6 separate regions of the Homo sapiens genome follow, and regions 1, 3, 4, 5 and 6 are each linked to region 2. The links are chromatin contacts, found by Hi-C in ENCODE. All regions are on one chromosome and are shown on one strand. Each heading gives the region's core, a stretch centred on a gene start or an enhancer-like site at or near the end of the contact. The rest is flanking DNA. Distances are from core to core; before and after follow the strand shown. Region 1 has its middle 23 kb from the start of ZNF12. Region 2 holds the start of LINC03016 (long intergenic non-protein coding RNA 3016). Region 3 holds the start of ZNF12 (zinc finger protein 12). Region 4 overlaps UMAD1 (UBAP1-MVB12-associated (UMA) domain containing 1). Region 5 overlaps ICA1 (islet cell autoantigen 1). Region 6 overlaps ICA1 (islet cell autoantigen 1).

The links. A loop is a pair of places that touch in the nucleus more often than their neighbours do. Pooled maps may share reads with other maps.
Region 1: a map with no recorded cell type shows a loop between it and region 2 (7-fold over the local background). The contact joins the enhancer-like site here to the promoter of LINC03016 in region 2. A Hi-C loop is called at or near these places in 5 of 37 single-sample maps with no recorded cell type and 5 of 50 pooled maps.
Region 3: a loop to region 2 is called in a map with no recorded cell type, with 4 times the contacts of the local background. The contact joins the promoter of ZNF12 here to the promoter of LINC03016 in region 2. A Hi-C loop is called at or near these places in 3 of 37 single-sample maps with no recorded cell type and 2 of 50 pooled maps.
Region 4: a map with no recorded cell type shows a loop between it and region 2 (6-fold over the local background). The contact joins the enhancer-like site here to the promoter of LINC03016 in region 2. A Hi-C loop is called at or near these places in 7 of 37 single-sample maps with no recorded cell type and 5 of 50 pooled maps.
Region 5: a loop to region 2 is called in a pooled map, with 4 times the contacts of the local background. The contact joins the enhancer-like site here to the promoter of LINC03016 in region 2. A Hi-C loop is called at or near these places in 1 of 168 maps with a recorded cell type or tissue (natural killer cell), 7 of 37 single-sample maps with no recorded cell type and 4 of 50 pooled maps.
Region 6: a loop to region 2 is called in a map of natural killer cell, with 6 times the contacts of the local background. The contact joins the enhancer-like site here to the promoter of LINC03016 in region 2. A Hi-C loop is called at or near these places in 1 of 168 maps with a recorded cell type or tissue (natural killer cell), 18 of 37 single-sample maps with no recorded cell type and 10 of 50 pooled maps.

The regions. Positions count from the first base shown.
Region 1 is chr7:6,728,279-6,731,620 of GRCh38, reverse strand. No RefSeq gene overlaps it. Among named protein-coding and RNA genes, the nearest start is that of ZNF12, 23 kb to the right of the region's middle. RefSeq lists silencers at 1,041-1,090, 1,501-1,610 and enhancers at 1,761-1,970, 2,022-2,997. Within about 2 kb of position 1,865, at least 39 of the 41 ENCODE cell types and tissues checked have a DNase peak (open chromatin) inside an H3K27ac peak, as active enhancers do.
Region 2 is chr7:7,253,762-7,257,162 of GRCh38, reverse strand. It overlaps LINC03016 (long intergenic non-protein coding RNA 3016), which reads right to left and starts at 2,009. Exons shown (of 4, transcript NR_108073.1): 1 at 1,985-2,009.
Region 3 is chr7:6,705,549-6,708,582 of GRCh38, reverse strand. It overlaps ZNF12 (zinc finger protein 12), which reads left to right and starts at 1,636. Exons shown (of 5, transcript NM_016265.4): 1 at 1,636-2,151. RefSeq lists an enhancer at 1,468-1,967 and a silencer at 1,661-2,020.
Region 4 is chr7:7,814,777-7,817,851 of GRCh38, reverse strand. The region is part of intron 3 of UMAD1 (UBAP1-MVB12-associated (UMA) domain containing 1); the gene reads right to left. Among named protein-coding and RNA genes, the nearest start is that of RPA3, 98 kb to the right of the region's middle. RefSeq lists enhancers at 559-648, 1,517-1,706. Within about 2 kb of position 1,616, at least 3 of the 41 ENCODE cell types and tissues checked have a DNase peak (open chromatin) inside an H3K27ac peak, as active enhancers do.
Region 5 is chr7:8,113,757-8,116,965 of GRCh38, reverse strand. ICA1 (islet cell autoantigen 1) reads left to right here. Exons shown (of 14, transcript NM_001136020.3): 14 at 2,922-3,209. The coding sequence ends at 3,043. Among named protein-coding and RNA genes, the nearest start is that of GLCCI1, 150 kb to the right of the region's middle. RefSeq lists enhancers at 2,414-2,603, 2,624-2,723. Within about 2 kb of position 1,250, at least 4 of the 41 ENCODE cell types and tissues checked have a DNase peak (open chromatin) inside an H3K27ac peak, as active enhancers do; they include natural killer cell, where a contact is called at or near this core.
Region 6 is chr7:8,130,516-8,133,628 of GRCh38, reverse strand. The region is part of intron 12 of ICA1 (islet cell autoantigen 1); the gene reads left to right. Among named protein-coding and RNA genes, the nearest start is that of ICA1, 130 kb to the left of the region's middle. Within about 2 kb of position 1,513, at least 6 of the 41 ENCODE cell types and tissues checked have a DNase peak (open chromatin) inside an H3K27ac peak, as active enhancers do; they include natural killer cell, where a contact is called at or near this core.

The DNA.
Region 1 (3,342 bases), core at 616-3,115, 530 kb after region 2:
TGTCACATGCCTGTAGTCCCAGCTACTCAGGAGGCTGAGGCACAAGAATCCTTTGAACCTGGGAGGTGGAGGTTGCAGTCAGCCGAGACCACGCTGCTGCACTCCAGACTGGGTGAGAGACACTGTCTCAAAAAAAAAAAAAAAAAAAAAAGACTGATAAGGGAAGCATGCACTTGTAACTTTGTAACTCTAAGATAATCAGGTAGTAATTAGATGAGTTAAGACTCTCATGGGTAACATGACTTCTTTTACAAATAGTCTGCCATCATCAAATACAACCCGCAAAAAGAAAAAAAAAATTCCCATTATACGGCTCATGTTTTTTGTGGTTTGTTTGTTTGTTGAGACAGGGTCTCAATCTGCCACCCAGGCTGGAGTGCAGTGGTACATTCACAGCTCACTGCAGCCTCCACCTCCTGGGCTCCATTGATCTTCCCACCTCAGCCTCCTGAGTAGTTGGGACCACAGGTGCATCCCAGCATGCCTGGCTACTTTTGTATTTTTTGTAGAGTCAGGGTCTCCCTATGTTGCCTAGGCTGTTCTTTAACTCCTGGTCTCAAGGGATACTCTTGCTGTAGCCCGGCAAAGTGCTGGGATTACAGGTGTGAGCCACTGCATCCGGCCCGCATTTTCTTATTGTCTCTTTAAACTGCTTAAAATCAAAGAAACCATAGGAATTGAGTATGTGAGCTCTCAGAAATGAAATGAATGTGTATAAAATATGGTTTTGTTTCTAAATTATCTAACTGAACTTGGTTATTGCTGCACCTAATAACCTTCTACTAAGAAAACTAGGATACGGGAGAAAGAACACTGGCCTGGGAGATAAGACTCCTGAGTTCTACTATGAGCAACTCTACCCACAAAGCCAGTGACCCGGTCAAGTCACCCACCTGCTAAGGCCCAGTCTCTTCCCCTAGCAACTGAGGCAGCAAGAGAGAATCCCTGCAGACTGTTCCTGCATTACTACCAGTCTCCAGGGCAGATCTAAGGGGGGAATCAGCAGACACTTAAATGAGAGAACAGAGATGCTGACGGACGTTTAGAGGCGGTCGAAATCTGGAGCACGGAAAGGAGGAGGAAGGGCTGTTAGGGGTTAGTGGGGAGTGGAGACGACGTCTGCAGCTGAGGCTGGTGATACCCTCCACGCCCCCGTAAGCCTCGTCCTCCCAGATATTCCCGTGCAGCGCCTCAAGGCCAAACACACGCCTCTCCTGCAAGCGATCGGACCCTCCCCCGCCTCATACTCTAAGGTCCCGAACATACGGTGACTTCACCCAGGCCTTTCTCGCTCCGGGCCCGAAAACCCAAAGACTTACCCTCCTGGGGCTCCCCAGAGGCCGGGGCGGGGCTGCTGTCGCTGGCGCGCGTCTGCTCGCGAGGTCCCCTCTTGTCCACCTCACCAAGGCTGTTCTGCTCCTGAGGGGCCCGGGCCGGGCCTACGGGGCAAATCCAGGAGGGTGTCCTTCCCGGGGCCCAGATCCGCCTCCCTGGGACTCACCGTACAGCGGCGGCCTGGGCCAGGCCCCCAGGACACACACGGGCCAGGCCCGGTTCCCGCCGCCCCTTCGCCTCCGCCTCCGCTGCCACCTTCGCCACCTCCCGCCCGGTTCCCCTGGCCGCAGGGCCGCCGGCTCAGGGGCTCACGCTCGGGGGTCCCCGCTCAAGCCTCCACCCGGCCCGTGCGAACCCTGGCCCACATAGCTCCGCGCCCGCCTAGGTGCTGGCCTAGGCGCTCAGCGTCCAGCCCCGCAGGCTCAGCGATTCTCGTCCACTGGGGGCCAAAGCCTGGGAACTAGAGCAAGCGGTGACCTGAGGACACACAGGAAGCGATGGCAGTGCGGCGGCAGCGCGCATGTGCGAACACGCACCCAGGGAGAGGCGCACACGCGCAGGAGTTCACCGGAAGTCCGCCTCCCAGGGCCCACCGTTGGTCCCAGGACAAGGGCCGGACTCTATTTCCCATGAGCCTACCAGCGCCCCCCAACTTTAGGGGCCATTTCAAATGTCTCTACCCCGTCTAAAGGTTAAGAAGCCCCAGGCTATATGAGCTTCGGCAGCCCTGATCCCCGGACTGAACTTCGCATTTGTCTTTATTCCCTTTTAGGGTCAAGTCCAGGGCTGCAGTGACTGGGTCCTGGAGCCCAAGGCCTCCAGGTTAGAACCGAGTTTCCCATAACGAGAAGGAAAGGAAAGGGTGTATCGTGGTCACTGCGCTGAAATGCTAAGAGAAGTTTCACTCAAATACTAGGACAGGATAAATGCCCAGCGATGCTTTCCAAGGAAGAGAAAGAAAATAGAATTTGTGGCCGGGCGCGGTGGCTCACGCCTGTAATCCCAGGACTTTGGGAGGCCGAGGAGGGCAGCTCGCGAGGTCAAGAGATAGAGACCATCCTCGCCAACATGGTGAAACCCCGTCTCTACTAAAAATACGAAAATTAGCTGGGCGTGGTGGCGCGTGCCTGTAATCCCAGCTACTCCGGAGGCTGAGGCAAGAGAATCGCTTGAACCCGGGAGGCGGAGGTTCCAGTGAGCCGAGCTCGCGCCCCTGCACTCCAGCCTGGCGACGGAGCGAGACTCTGTAGCTTTTCTAGATCACACAGCAAATGCCTAAAAACTGTAGAGAAATCAGGAAATACACAAATCGAACAAAGAAAAGATACCTGTGATTTCACCTTCCCCAGGAGGATTATGTTTAGGGTTAGGTTATGTTGACCAAAAAGACTCAAAGTTTGTAAAGAGTTTTATTCTGGGCCTCCTATTTGAGTGACCATGGCTGGTGACACAGCCTCAGGGGGTCCTGAGAACGTGAGCCCAAAGTGGTTGGGTTACAGCTTGGTTTTATACATCTTAGGGAGACAGCAGTTACAGGCAAAGACATAAATCAATACATGGGATGTACACATTGGGTCAGCCTGGAAAGGCTTTCAGGTCACTAGCAGATTCAAAGATTGGCAGTTGATTCAGAGTTAAGTGTTGGCTGAACAGTTGGAAGATGACGTAAAGAAATGGGCCATTGCGGTGGCTCTTGCCTGTAATCCCAGCATTTTGGGAGGGTGACCTGGGAGGATCCCTTGAGGCCAGGAGTTCAAGGACAGCCTGGGCAACACAGCAAGACCCCCATCTCTACAAAAAAAAAAAAAAAAATTATCCAGGTGTGGTGGTGCATGCCTGTAGTCTCAGCTACTTAGGAGGCTGAGATGGGAGGATCGCTTGAGCCTGGGAAGTTGAGGCTACAGTGAGCCATGATGGTGCCACTGCACTCCAGTTTGGGCAACAGAGAAGAAAAGAAAGAGAGAGAGAGGAAGGGAGGAAGGAAGGGAGGGAGGGAGGGAGGGAAAA
Region 2 (3,401 bases), core at 760-3,259:
GTCACTGTCCCTAGGAGGCAGCCCAGGAATGGGCAAGAGGGCAACCCATTTCTGGGTACACATTACACTGTACCCTGGGAACCGCTGAGGATCACGAGGGGCATATTTTAAGGGTGGCTATTTCTGCCAGTAATGCTGGAAAGCATTCATGGCATAATGCCATGATATGTAGCAGAATCCACCACAGTGTCTGTACGAAATGTTTAAGTAGGTAATTCATTCTGTCAGTTATTAAGTGTTATGAATCTGAAATCATTAAAACAATGTACTGCACAAGAAATAGGCAGATAAGCAGACCAGAATACAGTTTATACACAAACCGATAATGAAATATCATGGGGTAATGGTGATTTAAAATAAATGTTGAAAGAAAGGATCGTCAAATAAAGTGTATTACAACAAACGGGTAGCCATTTTCCTACCTCACTCCATATAAGAAAATAAATTCTGGAGGGATCAAAAATATAAACACAAAAAATGAAACTATGAAAGTAAGAGGAAAACATAAGCATATTATAAATAAACCTTGGTGTGAGCAAGACACACAATTCAATAGCCCTAAGAAAAGATTAATTGGTTTGTGTGGGGAAAAAACAAGTACGAAATAATCATAACAGTTCTAATACATATAAATAAACCAATATTCAGAGAGTTTATAAAAATTTTTAAAAACCCTAGTAATTCAATATTAAAAACTGGCGAAGATGAAATGCAAATTACCAATGTATAAAAAAAACTCAAACCTTAAGTACAAATCAACAATTATCAGATATTAATGCAGTGATAAAACTAGTAAGTTCAATAATCAAAAACTTTGGTAAAAGGGGCAGGAAAATATACTCGCAAATGTTGAGTAGTAGTATAAGGTAGTACAGTACAGTTTAAGAAGGCAATTTGGCAGTATCTATGAATATTTAAATGCATACATTCTTTATCTCAGCAATTACTTGCTAGGAACTTATCCTATGGCTGTACCCACACAATCATTTCAAGGATGTTCAGTGCAGCAATAATTATAATAAAAGTATCCAACTCAATTATCAATAGAGGAATGGCTTAAAAATTGTGGCACATCCATACAGAGATCTAGTTAACTATTAAAAAGAATTATCTCTAAGTTATTAAACAGTAAGCAGAAAAGGCAAGGAGCAGAATGATGTGTTTAGTTTGGAAATGAGTACAGTTCTGTTATTTTCTGTTTATGGCTGGACAAAGGGACTGCTGGGTGGGGCTGTAGCAGATTATAGCTTTTCATTTTATATTCATTCTCTTTTACCAAGCACATACATTACCTTTGTATAAAAACTTAAAAATATTTTTAACAGGAAAGACATTATCCTCAAACCATGCAGTAATGCCCAACTTGAATATATTTATTCAAGATCTAAGGAAGGAAATTTCAGGGGTACTGGAGTTATTGAAAAATAAACCTAAAAACATGCCAATGAAAGAAAATGGCTGTGGGTCTCAGAAAAAAATGGTACACTGACTGCACCTGGGAAAAAACTGGAACTCTCGAAGAATTGAAGTTAACTGGGCTTTGGCAAATTTGTGAATATATCGACTCTTTCACATGAAGTTGTACCTGAGCCTTATTCTTTAAATCCAGTTCAAATGCCACAATTTCTTTGAAACTTCTCAGATCCCTAAACACTTAATATACAGTCCTCTTATAGTTCTTTGTAAATACCTCTATCATAGTCCTGAGGAGGCTATTTGTTCACTGGCATGTCAGCCCCCAACCCAAATGTGAGATCCTTCAGGCAAGCCTTAACCACAGGTTTCGCCCTCCTTTCTCTTCTATAGCTGACAAACCATGAGCCTGGTGAAAGTTTGTTGAATGGGTGATTTAATGACTGGAGGAAAAAAAAGAGCTGTTGCTTTTTTTGGATTTTAGGATAGAAAACTTGTAACTTGACATGTAAATTAATTATTAACTAACTCGACACAGTTTTCTCCTTACCAGTGTTAGGCACGACCCTACCTTTGTTTTGTCATCAGAGATCACTTGTTGCTTCAGTAACCAAGAGCACTGAGCTACACCAAGTGACAGTGCTTTGGAATGTCTAATGGTCACTGTAGAGAAAAGGAACCTGAGCTCTCCTCCCTAATAGCAAATACACACAATCTTCTGCCCACACTTGAGGTTTTGTTCTTTTTCTGGACTGTATTCTCCAACGTAAATGCGAGGTTTTTTGCCTGATGGTGTATGATACGTGGAGTTCAAATCAAGATTTTCTCAAGCAGAAAACCTGTTTAGGAGTCCCTCCATATCTATGAGAAAAGCATTTTGTTTAGAGGTCTCCATAAAAATGAAACAGAAGAAAGTAGGGGGCATATGGAGAACTTTTCTTCATAGTGAAAGGATGCTCACCATTTACTTCCTTTTAATTGATATATAATGTACATATTTATGGGGGAGAGAGTAATATTTTGATACATACAATGTATAGTAATCGTATAGTAACCTTTTTAAACTTTTTTGTTGTGGAGATGGAGTCTTGTTGCCCAGGGTGGACTTGAACTCCTGAGCTTCAGCCTTCTGGGTAGCTAGGACAACAGGCATGCAGCACTACACATGGCTTTGTTATTTAAAAAAAAAAATCCTATTATGTCCCAGGCACAATTGGAAACAAGACAGATTTGATCTCTGATAACAGTGCCTGGCAACTATTAGGATCGTTCCTAGAATCTATTTGCAAATGGTGGGAAAAGGCAGGGACCAAATATGTGAGTTCTATCTAGCAGTACAATGGGTCAAAGAAAAACAGAAAGAATGAATAAGATCTAGTATTTGATAGCACAATAGGGTGACTATAGTCAATAATTTAATTGTGTATTTAAAAATAACTAAAAGAGTATAATTGGATTGTTTGTAACACAAAGGATAAATATTTGAGGGGATGGATACTCCATTTTCTATGATGTGATTATTACTTGTTGCATGGCTGTATCAAAGTGTCTCATGAACCCTATAAATACGTACACCTACTATGTACCCACAAAAAATTTTGTTAAAGTACATAGCTCAGGTTGTTCAGGGAAGATAAGAAATTGCATTTAGTACAAAGACCACTAACCTGGGAGTCAGGAAAATTGAGTTCTGTTGCCACTTCTGGCATTATTTGTGTCATTTTTCTAAACTTTAACATCTCTAGATCTGTTTCTGAATCTTTCAAACGAGGCGTTAGAACATCTTTAAGCTCTAGAAATCAGTAGTCCTATATTTTTATGTGGGAAAGGGCTCAGTGTCTTCTATTTCCATGAATAAGAGAATAAGACTTAAGCCAGAACAGATCTAAGAAAGATATGAAAATAATCTGACACAAGGATTTGAGAATAAATAGTAACTTCCGAGTACTCTTCACCCTTGGAGTAGAAGGAGAGAAGGATGCTAAGAC
Region 3 (3,034 bases), core at 387-2,886, 550 kb after region 2:
AGAGTGAGACTTTGCCTTGAAACAACAAAAACAAACAAAGTCCCAATCAGTGATGCTAGCAATGTAAACAAATGCAAACCAAAGTAAAACACAGGATTGGTAAATGGGGAAATTACTGAAAAATGAGAAGCCAGCAAATTTCTACTGGCACTTTGGACTCATTCCTGGGAGCCAAGAAAAGATTCACCTGGGCTTCAACAGTTCATGAGGCACTCCAGTCCTGAGGTTTTCCTGGCTCAGTCATGTGATTCCATCAGGGACTTCTGCAAAGACCTGGAAAACCTTAAAACATAAAAGTAAAATCATGACTCTGATACAGATATAAAAATGAGCACATGCTAAAGATTTTATTTAATTCAAGAGGAAACAGGCAGATATTATAACTGGTTCAAAAGAGAATCTGAGGGCTGGACATGGTGGCTCATGCCTGTAATCCCAGCACTTTGGGAGGCTGAGGCGGGTGGATCACTTGAGGTCAGGAGTTTAAGACCAGCCTGGCCAACATGGTGAAACCCCCATCTCTACTAAAAATTCAAAAATTAGTCGGGCTTGGTGGTGTGCACCTGTAATCCCAGTTACTTGGGAGGCTGAGGCAGGAGAATTCCTTGAACCAGTGAGCCAAGATCTCGCCACTGAACTCCAGCATGCACAGCAGAGTGAGACCCTGTCTCAAAATTAAAAAAAAAAAGAGAGAGAGAGAGAGAATCTGAGAAACAGACATATTTTCAGATCAGGAATATTGAAATGATTATGTAAATGGAGAAATGCAGTCAAAACTGCATTTTCTCTAGTGGGGATTGTGGGAAGTCAACCAACTTCCACCAGACAGAACATAACTTGCATCGATTACCTACAGTTTTCAAAGAGGTGTAAAATACCTCAAAGATAAGGAACAGGGTTGGAATCAAGTAACATGGCTTTCTAAATGTGCTTCGTTTTCCATTAAGACGCAAATTTCTTCTTCTGCTTGCCTCATCCTCTTCAGGAAGTAGAGTTCTGGCTAATTTTTTTCTTCTTTCAATTCTGTACATATTCTCTGAGTTTTCTAGCTATCACTAATTCAAAGTGATTTGGAAAAGCTGGAATTCTTTTTCTCCTTGTTGGGGCGAGGATGGTATCCTGTCCCAGGCTAATCCTCTATTATTTCATCCATGGGCTCTATTTACTGAAGTTTTCGTTAAATGTGTCATTGTGATCATAAGCTAGCATGATGCACCCTCTTGTTCCATTTGTCACGGTTGCACATGGACATTGATTTTAAGCCTTGAGCTCTCCGGTAAGGCAGGACTGGCCCAGGCATGGTCTACGAGATGCTACAGGAAGCAGAGACTTTCTAGACGTTCCCTTAAAGATAGTCAAGACATCCCCATGAAGACGTTCCCTTAAACTAAGGAGAAATTTGAGTCTGGGGTTCGGCGTTGCCAATTCTCTTAGCATAGAGCCTCTTAACCGCTAGACCAGATAGAGACATTTCAAATGGCTCCTAAATTTGGGGAGCGCGTAGGCTCATGGGAAATAGAGTCACGGTATTTGTCCTGGGACCGGCGGCGGGTCCCGGGAGGCGGACTTCCGGTGCATTCCTGCGCATGTGCACCCCTCTCTGTGTGCGTGTTCGCGCATGCGCGCCGCGGCCGCAGTGCCCTCGCTTCCTGTGCGTCCCCAGGTCACCGCTCGCCCTAGTTCCCAGGCTTTGGCCTCCGGTGGGCGAGAATCGCGGAGCCTGCGGGGCTGGGCGCCGAAGAGCCGGGCCGGCACCCAAGCGGGCGCGGGGCTGTGCGGGCCAGGCGGAGGCTCAAGCGGGGATCCCCGAGCACGACCCCCGGAGCCGACGGCGCTGGGGCCCAAGGGGCCGGCCGGGCGGTGACGACGGCGGAGGCGAAGGGGCGGCGGGACCCGGGCCCGGCCCGTGTGCGTCCTCGACGGCCCGGCCCCGGCTCCGCAGGACGGTGAGCCCCAGGGAGACGGATCTGGGCTCCGGGAGGGACGCCCCGCCTGGATTTGTCCCGTAGGCCCGGCCCGGGCCCCTCTGGAGCAGAACGGCCTTGGTGAGGTGGACAGGAAGGGACCTCGCGAGCAGACGCGCGCCCGCGACAGCAATCCCGCCCCGGCCTGTCGGGAGCGGTGGGGCAGAGGCTGCGGAGCCCCAGGAGGGTAAGTCGTGGGTTTGCGGGCCCGGGGCGAGAAGGGCCTGGGTGAAGTCACCGCGTGTAGGGCACCTTAGAGTGAGGGACAGTGGAAGGTCTCGATCGCTTGCAGGAGTGACGTGTGTTTGGGTTTGAAGGCAGGGTCCGGCGAGGACGAGGCTTACGGGGGCGTGGGGGGTGTCACCAGCCTCAGCTGCGGACGTTGTCTCCACTCCCCCCTCACCCCAGCAGCCCTTCCTCCTCTCTCTGCTCCAGATTGCTACCGTATCTAAACGTCCGTCAGCACCTCTGTTCTCTCATTTAAGTGCTGATTCCCCCTTAGGTCTGCTCTTGTGGAATCATACGTTGTAGTGCAGGAACAGCCTGCAGGAACTATCTCTTGCTGCCTCATTTGCTAGGGGAAGGGCCTTAGCAGGTGGGTGACTTGTCCGAGGTTTTGTGGGTGGAGTTGCTCATAGTAGAACTCTGGAGTTTTATCTCCCAGGCCAGTGTTCTGTCCCCCGTATCCTAGTTAAGTGAGCGTAAGTTCTTCAATAAAAGATCCTTTTGAGTAGCACACTGAAGTTTCTGCAAATAAAGACTCAATTATGCCGACTGTATTCCTTTATTTAGGGCATCCTGTGGATTTTCTGATCTTTATTTAAAAGAGTAAGAAAATAGATGAGTATTACAGAATTCATTTTTTGTTGTTTGTTTTTTGTTTGTTTGTTTGTTTGTTTTTGAGACAAGTTTCGCTTTGTTGCCCAGGCTGGAGTGCAATGGTGCCATCCCAGCTCACTGCAACCTCCGCCTCCCGGGTTCAAGCGATTCTCCTGCCTCAGCCTCCCGAGTAGCTGGGGTTACAGGCGCCCGCCACCACGCCCAGCTAATTTTTGTATTTTTACTAGACA
Region 4 (3,075 bases), core at 367-2,866, 560 kb before region 2:
ACAGAGTGAGACCTTGTCTCAAAGAAAAGGGGGTGGGGGGAACATACTGAAACATCTAAAAGGTAAAAAGTACCATTGAAAATGTGTCTTTAGTCAGGAACGGATGCAAAAACGGATGAGATACAGAAAAGAAAATCCAAAATACAACCAAGTTTTGAGGAAAGTCATAATACATAACAAATAAAAAATCAATGTGGCAGGTTAAATTGGACAAGAGAGGCAAGAGTCACTTTAGGATTTGAGAATTAGAATCATCATTCAGCTGGTATCATGGGAATTATTAAACATAACCTGAAAAACTAACAGAAACTGTTAAGAACCTGGTGAGAATAATTCACTTCGGAGAGATGAAGTAATGTTTCAAATATATTCCCATTACTCTAGCACCGAAAGGTAAGGAGGTTATCCAAAGTTAGAGCTTTTCATGGTTAAGAGTAATACTTAGATAACAAGTTCTTCTGTCTTTTGTCTAGTCTGACTGTTCCTGCACACATCAAACATTAAATATTTATTGAGTGGCTGATGCATGCCACGCACAGGGAACAATGATGAGTCAACCCGAATCCCCACTTCATGGCACTCCTGGTCAGATGTACAAGGTGTTAAGGGACCAGAGGGGAGACTAAATGGCATTGAAGATGAAAGATATTTGAGCAGGGGTTTGAAGGATGAACAGGAATTTGCTCAGTGAACACAAGACGTATGGGATAAAGTTCTTCAGAGAAGTGACAGAAATTGCACAAACTTCAAGAGAAAGGAATATACTCAAGAAATGGTAAGAAACTCTGTATGGTGACACAGAACAGACCTGAACGTTTACACAGAGGAGCAGGACCAGACCACGAAGGACCATATATGCACAGTAGACACAAATTACTGGATTTTATCCTACAGGCAGCTGAAGAGCCTCTGATGCCATCAAGTAAGGCAACTACATGGTCAGATTTGTGGGTGAATGGATTGAATGAAAGTAGGACTGGGCATTAAGGGCTATTACAAAAACTCTTTGTAATAATCCATGTGAAAGATAAGGCCAGAACCACTGTAGTTGCAGTGGGGAGGTAGAGGAAAGGACAGATAAGCAAGGTAGCCAGAGGAGGTAGAAATAAAGTGATTGGTGATCAATTGGGTTGAGAATGAAAGAGGAAGAAGTCAAAGATAATTCCCAGGCTTCTGACTTGAGAAGATACACCTCCATGCCAACTCATTCTATCAGCTTTCCTTTTGGACTTTGGCTCACTCAGATTGGTCACTGCTGCTTTGCCACATTCTCTTTGTCCCAAAGAATGTCCTTGAATGCTACCGACACTGGTGGCATATATCCCAAGGCAGTCATTCCCACCTCTGAGTGGCGGTGATAAGAGAGAAGCACCACTTCTTCCTCTCCCGGCCTCATCTCTACAGCCTTCAGCAACTAACAGCAGCAATCTTTTATAGAACACTCAGTTTAGTTCTGCACACAAATCATTGAAGTCAATATATAGTTATTGTGGACCTCACAGGAGAAGGCACTACGGAAAAGAGAAGCAAAGTGAAACAGCAGGTTTCTGCAGCGTTATTTATATAGTGGAGACAGGAAAACAACACGATGCAAAGCATAGGTTTTGTGGTTAGTCAGGCGCAAGTCTCAATTCCGGTTCCATTAATGTTACTGTTTTTTTTGTGACCTTGGGAAATGGGTATTGTTGAGCCTTGGTTTCCTCCTCTATAAGATATATAGATAATATTGCCTACCTCGTCTGTAAAAATTAATGAGTTAATACATGTAAAGGTCCTACCAGCATTGTGCTTAGCTTATCCAAGATTTTTTTTTAAATTAATGTCCTTCTTTATTTCTTGTCCCACTATGACTACTCAAAGACTTCGTGGCCCTAAATAGAATCCAGGCATCACTAATGAATGCTTCTCTCTATTTGTCCTCCCCCACCTCCACTGATATCTATTGTTGGACAAATGAACCTTCTAAAAGCAAAATAGGTTGATATCTATGTCAGAGACCTCTTGTAGCCTACCCAATATTCATCCTTCCTTTCATCTTTAATAGAATCCTGATTTTTCTGGGGGTAGTAGCAAAGTACCAAGCTAAAGTAGGCTCCTTACCAGGCTCCCGTGCCACTAGGGGTGGCCATATGTTATAATATGGCCAGTAAAACTGTTAGAGATTTTTTGAAAAGTTTCTGGACACAGTTTTATTCTCCCTTTGCTGTCTTCCTCCTTCCTGCTTCCTGGAAAATAGATATGATGGCTGGAGCTGCAATAGCTAACTTGCAACTATGAGGAACTATAGGACTTTGGTCTTAACATTCCTGAGCTCCTGAATCAATACTTTAACTACCTTCTATGAGACTTCTTGTCACATGAGAAAAATTAAGCCCCAAATTAAACCCCTGCCTTTTACTGTAACTCTCAATTGAGCATAATTCCTAAATGATTTAATCAATTCTACTCTACTCTGGCATGATTTTTAAGGCATTAACCATAATTTCCTTCCAATCTAAAAAGAAACTAATACTTACTGAGTATCTAGTATACATCAGATACTGTGTATATAGACATACAAATAAATATTACATATTGACTCACCAAATTCTTATAGTAACCCTGTACAATAAGTGGTAAAGCCAAGATCTGAGCTACAAGTCTGTCTGATACAGTTCACATTCTTACAGCTATCCATACTACAGCAAGGGTTATGAAAATCTGCCACTGTGAGGAACCATCACTCCCGAGACAATCTTTCTCTCTAAGTTAGAAAGGCACTTGTCCTACATCCTCTATACTGATATCAAAAATCCAACTGGTAAGCCATCTAAAAAGCATATCTAGGATTGAAAGTGTATACAGAAGGGAGACCATGAAGTGGCTGATGTGACAAGTAGTGAGACTTGCAAGATGCCTGCGGTACACCCTGCCCGAAAGCAGCTTGGCAAGGTTGATGACCTGGAAAGGAGGCTCCTTTCACCTGCATCTTCAAATCAATAAGGACCCTGAAGAAATCACATCGCACTGGAGGTAAGTGTGTAGCTGACTGCCATACTCCACCTGAGGCATGGGAGAGACAGGTTAAGGAAGGTA
Region 5 (3,209 bases), core at 1-2,500, 860 kb before region 2:
GATTACAGTTCAAGGTGAGATTTGGGTGGGGACACAAAGCCTAACCATATCACAAGCCAAATACCATTGTAATGGGGGGCATAAAGTTAACGAGGGATTTCTTTCCCCCTCATATATTTGGACTGGACTGTTATTTACTTATCTGTATTAATTAAATCTCCCAATTTAAATTAGCTGTGTAGAAAATAAAAGGACTGGATCATATTGGAAGTCGAGAAGATGTGCAGTTACTAGTCCTATTGCTTCATTTAATGGTGTTCTCTTTTTTAAGCTTTTCCCCATTTGTGACAGAAAAACAAGGCACCTGCTTTCCTTAGAGCACCACTGATAATCTTTGGTATGATCATGAAACGATTGTGCTTGAGAAGAAAAATGGGCATAAATAAAGCTAAAAAGCAAAGATGCCTTATCCATAGCAATAGTTTATTTGCTTTTCAGAATCTAACCTTTTCCTTCATTTTTCATATTTTTGGATTGGGTTCGATGATGCATATCTCCTATCTCCTCAAATGTATTCCAGTATGAGGAACATGGGAGAAATGTCTTATTTTTATTCGGAGGCAACCACGGATGTGGCCATCAACTGGTGGGTCCATGTGACTTCTTCACTAGATCTGATATGCTCTGGTTTTGAATATTAGACTGGTCAGAGAGCAATGTCAATCCCCCTCCTACTCCATGGCCAGTACCAAAGACAAGCAGTCCAAATGACAACAGCCCTGCAGTGAAAGGTAATAACAGCATTTTGTCTCTCTGAAATGACAGCTGCCTTCCTTTCCAGTGGCCTAACCTGTTTTCTGTACTACTTTGCTAATTTCCATTTGAACATCTAGGGCTCAAGACAGGGCTATGAGATGGAGAATTTCGCATAATCCCAGAAATTACATTCTGACTTCTTTTTCTGGCTTAATGTCCTCATTCATAATTCCCTTTATCAAATTGTACCTAATGTGGATGAGTCAAATATCTACATGTGGTTGGGTGGTCCCCAAGTTTGGTTGGAAATACCAAGGTATGAAAGGCCTCTGAGGTTTGCTATTTTTAGCCAGAAATACCATTGCCACCACCAAATAGGGCATTTAATTTGTGCACCTCAGAAAGGGCCAGGTTTCATAGTTGTCAAAAGAGGTCATTTCAAGTTCATGAGATCTGTTCTCTTTTGGGACAGGTCCCCCAAGGGAGCCTCTGCTCGACTGAAGATATCATCTGTGTTTGCAGCTCTAGCTCTGTTTCTTTGGTATCACTGACTTTCTCTTGTTGGCCACAGGAAGTTGAAGGAAGTGTGTACTCCATTATCATCAAAAAATGTTCCCATGATGCTCTTTTAAGTGTTATGCAAATAAGTTGCACCTGCTTTGTCTCCAACAGTGGCTGCCTGGGGAATGTGAGGATTGTCCCAAAGCACAATCACTGGCTCCTCACGGCAAGGCCATGAGAACGCTCAGAAGACCTCCTAAGACCCTTGAGGAGGTTAGAAGGAAGGGGAAACAAGCATGTAGCATCTTTTCACTAGAGTCGTCTTTAAGATATTTTGATATCCTCTAGCAAGAATAGAGATAGGCTAATCCAGCGAAATCAGTATTGCCTTTTTTTAGGCAATACCCTGCCCACTCCCCCTCCAACTAAGCTACAGTGAGCTCTCTTGTCTCTGATACTCATATCAAGATAAACCAGATGATTCCAGGGCTAATTGCACATGGAATTCAATGTTACATAGTAATAACTTGCATATTACCCACTAGTCTTGATATAGTTTTCTCACCATCATAGATACACTGATTTTTACATGTAGATACATTAATATCTACAAAAGACTTTTTTTACAAAAAGAGGGAGGGGAATCCGAAGTATAAAGTGATCGGTACACTATCTTAGCATTTCAGTGCCATTTTGATGAAAGGATCAAAGGCCCTGTTTATACTGATATAATCCCATTGCCTCTATCCCCTCACTAACCACTTTTAGCAACTTGTCCTACCAACACTTCCTGAGACTCTTTTCAGCCAGATGGCAAGCACATTCCTAGCTGCTCTCAGCTAGAAGGATCACCCATCAGAGACGTTTTCTTCATGTTTCTGACACTCCCACCTGTTGGAGAAGAAAAAAACACAGGTCATCCAAGCCAATGAACTTAGATTCTCATGTGGAATGATTTATGTATTTTAAACAAAGCCTTCATCTTATTTAGAAATCACTTGCATGAGGCACTCTTTTGAAAATGTTCTCCTCATCTGGAAAATAATTTGGCTGTATAATCGTGGTATTCAGGAAGTTAGGGCAGGTGTTTAGGTGGAAGAGCAGAAGGGAGTATTCCAATGAGGCTGAAGAGTGAGGGGAATTGACCCCCTGGGAGAAGGGAAGGCATGTCAGGGCCCTCCTTTTAACAGGAAAGGATTGAAGAAGGCAGTGACCCTGAGAGAAGAGGAGAAGCCAGGCCTGGGCGCCAAACACTTTTGGGCCTGTTGCTTTGAAGGGTAGAAAGAGTGGCCATAATATTTCTCCTGACCCAGCAGATTTGAAAAGATTCCTCCAGCAGACAGTGGAAAGCCCCTTGCTTCCTCAGCCATTCAGTCTGATTTCTGAAATAACTATGCTATTTCCTGGTTGTGGTGAAGTGGCAGGGCCCGAGGGTTTGATCAGCTTTTCATGGGCTATGGCCATTAGTGGGGTTGGGGTGCAGGTGGGAGTTTGTTAACACAAGAGCTTGTTATTCTCGGAGCTTCAGGCCCTGGTTTGGAAATGTTAACTGGCCAACCAGCCACGGGAGTTGGAATTCCCTAACTATTGTCAGAGAGAGTGCAAAGGGATTTGTCTGATTGAACAATCTGCATTTGAAGATGACCTGGACCTGCCTGCATCCCGCATGGCAGAGGTGGACATTTGGAAGGTGCGTTTGCTCATGTTTCCTCTTCTCTCCCCAGAACCTGCTAAGGCTGCCTCAGACCTGACTGCCTGGTTCAGCCTCTTCGCTGACCTCGACCCACTCTCAAATCCTGATGCTGTTGGGAAAACCGATAAAGAACACGAATTGCTCAATGCATGAATCTGTACCCTTCGGGAGGGCACTCACATGCCGCCCCCAGCAGCTCCCCTGGGGGCTAGCAGAAGTATAAAGTGATCAGTATGCTGTTTTAATAATTATGTGCCATTTTAATAAAATGAAAGGGTCAACGGCCCTGTTTATATTGGTATAATTATTTACTCTTATT
Region 6 (3,113 bases), core at 264-2,763, 880 kb before region 2:
GTAAATGAGTAATCTCACAGCCAGCCTGTCTAACTTTGCTTTCTGTTGCTTATAAAACAGAATACTGGCACCTGGATAATTTATAAGGAAAAGGGCTCATGCCTGTAATCCTAGCACTTTGGGAGATCAAGGCAGGAGGATCACTTGAGACCAAGAGGGCAACAAAGTAAAACCCTATCTCTACAAAAGTTTTAAAAGTTAGCCAGGCATGGTGGCATGTGCCTGTAGTCCCAGCTACTCAGAAGGCATTCAAGCCTGGAGTGCTATGGTTGCACCACTGCACTCCAGCCTGGATGACAGAGTGAGACTCTATAAAGAAAAAACAAGAAAAGAAAAGAAAGAAATGGAATTTATTTCTTAGAGTTATAGGGGCTAAAATGTCCAATTCTGAGGGGACACATCTGGTGAGGGCCTTTTTTGCTGAGTCCTAAGGCGGCTTAGGGCATCACATAGTGAGGGGGCCGAATGTGCTCCCTCAGGTCTCTGTTCCTCTTCTTATAGAAGCTACCAATCCCACTCCCATGATAATCCATTAATTCATTAATCCATGAATGGGTTAACCCATTTGTGAGGGCAGAGCCCTCATGACCCAATCACCTCTTAAAGGCCGCACCTCTCAAGCTGCCGCACTAGGGTTTAAATATCAGCATGAGTTTTGGAAGGGACAGATATGCAAACCATAACACAGACTAAGCAAAGATACACAGTAAGAGGGTTCCTCTATGGAGCACCAGCAGCTTCACCAATGGGCAAACCCAGAAGGGCTCCCAGACAGGAATTTGCAAATGGAGTTCCAGAAAGAACTTGGAATTGGAGGTAGAGATTGGAGAACCTTCTGAGGTGACATTGGAACCCTAAGAATAGAAAAGATCTTCTATAGAGAATGTAGGGAAGGTATGATGGTTTGGGATGAAACCTTAAGGGCAGCCAGAATAGGAGGAGGCAGTGGAGAAGGTACTGTCAGGGAGATGGGAGGTCATCCGAGAGAGCCGCCTCATGGGGACTCCCAGGAGATAGCAGCATTTCCAGGCTGGGCAGTGGTACAAATGATGCTGTACAGGTAAAGGCCTGGGAAAAGAGCCTCAGAACTGGCAATGAGGATCTCACTGCTGACCTTCAAGAGAGCTATTTCAGTATAGGGTGGGGGCAGGAACTTAATTACAGGCAGCTGAGAAAAGAGTAGAGCCAAAGTAGAGTATGTGGTTGTGGAAGGAAGAAGAAACCAGAACAGTAACTTGAAAGTGTGAGGGGAGGGTGGAGAGCAACATCAAGTGAAGGCTGATTATTGTTGAGATAGGCACACATCTCCTGCGGCTAGGGGAAGGAAGCATTGGAAAATGAAAGACTAAAGGTGCTGGATCTGAATAATGGTGGGAACAGAGCAGGCTTCAGGAAGGAGGGGAGGGCATAGAGAGGGCTTATCTTAGAAAGGAGAGGCAATGCCTGCAAGGTCACGGAGTTGGAGACAGGTGAGGATGTGAGTACGTCATGTCTGTTGGCTCTTATTTTTGCAGCAGTGTCTGTAGTTAGGTTATCTGGTAAGCAAGTAAACACAGAGACTTGGGAGCCTGCAAGAGAGTGAAGGGAACTTGGTGTAGCATCTGTGGGTTTGGCACCTGAGAGATCCTCAACCCTTGTTCATCCTTTAACACAAAAGCAGGATTGGGGCACCATAACCCAGAAGCAGTCCACATCTGCATGGGTGGAAGCCCTGACTCCAGTTGGGAGTTTCTTACTAGAGTTTCTCCCAAAGAGCTTATCACATCTCTGCATGTGTCTCCATTATCTCTCAGTTGAGTTGAATTTTTTTCAAAGAAAATGATAGCATGATTCTCAAGAGCCAACTGACTATAGAGCTATTTCTCAAGTCTCAACTTGTCTGGTTACAGACCTGAACCCGTCCTTTTCTACTTGTAGTTAGATTTTTCTTACGTGTTATGTGTAATAATTTTAAGCATCTTAATTATCAGTGCAATAATTGGGAGGTTTTTGTGTTTTATGGTTCAAGTCAGTGCCAGTTTCATTGCTTTTAGCTAAGTAGTAAGTTCTCTTAAAAGAGAAAATGTGCACTGTGTGGCCTGTTAGCTGTTGAATAATCAAGAAGCCAAATAAAAGGCTAAATTCATTGGTAGACCTCAGTGTAGGCAAAATCTGTATTTAGAACTGGCTGTAGGCAATATCCTCACCAAGGGTCCTTTTCTCTTTTCTGTCACTAAAAAGTTTGAGTTGAATAGGATATGTATTAGTAAAAAGTTTTCTGATTGCAAGTGATAGAAAAACCCTATTTGAAATAGTTTAGGTTTAAATTTTTAAAAGCAAAAAAGAATGTATTGATCCATGTAATGGGGACACTCAGTTGTGGATTGGCTTCAAGCAAGGCTGGATCCAGGCGCTTAGACAATGTTGTCAGGATTCTCTCTCCACTTCTTGAGGCTGTTTCCCTCTATGTGTTGACTTCATTATCACTGGGAGCCTGAAATTTGCATCTTTAGAGCTTGGAATCCCAAAGAAAGAGAGGCCCTCTTCCATTAAGTTTCTATATACCAAATTCCGGGAGGTGTCCGGCATGTGTCCACCCCTGAGCCAATCACCATGCCTGGGGGATGGAGGACTCTGGCCAGCCTCATCAGTCATTCACTGGGGTGGAGGGTAAGGAGTCATTTCCAGAGGCATCTCACCAGGATCACATGGAGAAGGCATTTTCCCAAAGGGAAAACTGAAGAAGCAGAGGGAAGGGATGCTGAGTTAGCAAAAACCACCAAAGTCCATTATAAACACCATAGCACAAAACCTAAACAATAAAAACAAAGATGGAGCTATTACAGTCTGTGGTTATTTTTAGAAGGCTTACAGTTTATTATTTGTTCTTGCTAATGTTAATGATGATCTTCCCTGGACAGACATCTGTACTAAAGTAGTGAAGCCTCCCTGAGGGTTTGACTTAGTGGAGGGCTGTATAAAGCGACTGTAGAAGGAACATACGTCATTTCCAAGGTGCATTTGAAATTATCTGCTCCTCCAGGGTCTACACATTGACTTGACTTGGTTTCAATAGAATAGGTTTGGTTCAGTAATTATCTGGTTTCAGTCAGGGCAAAAAGTAAACTATAAGA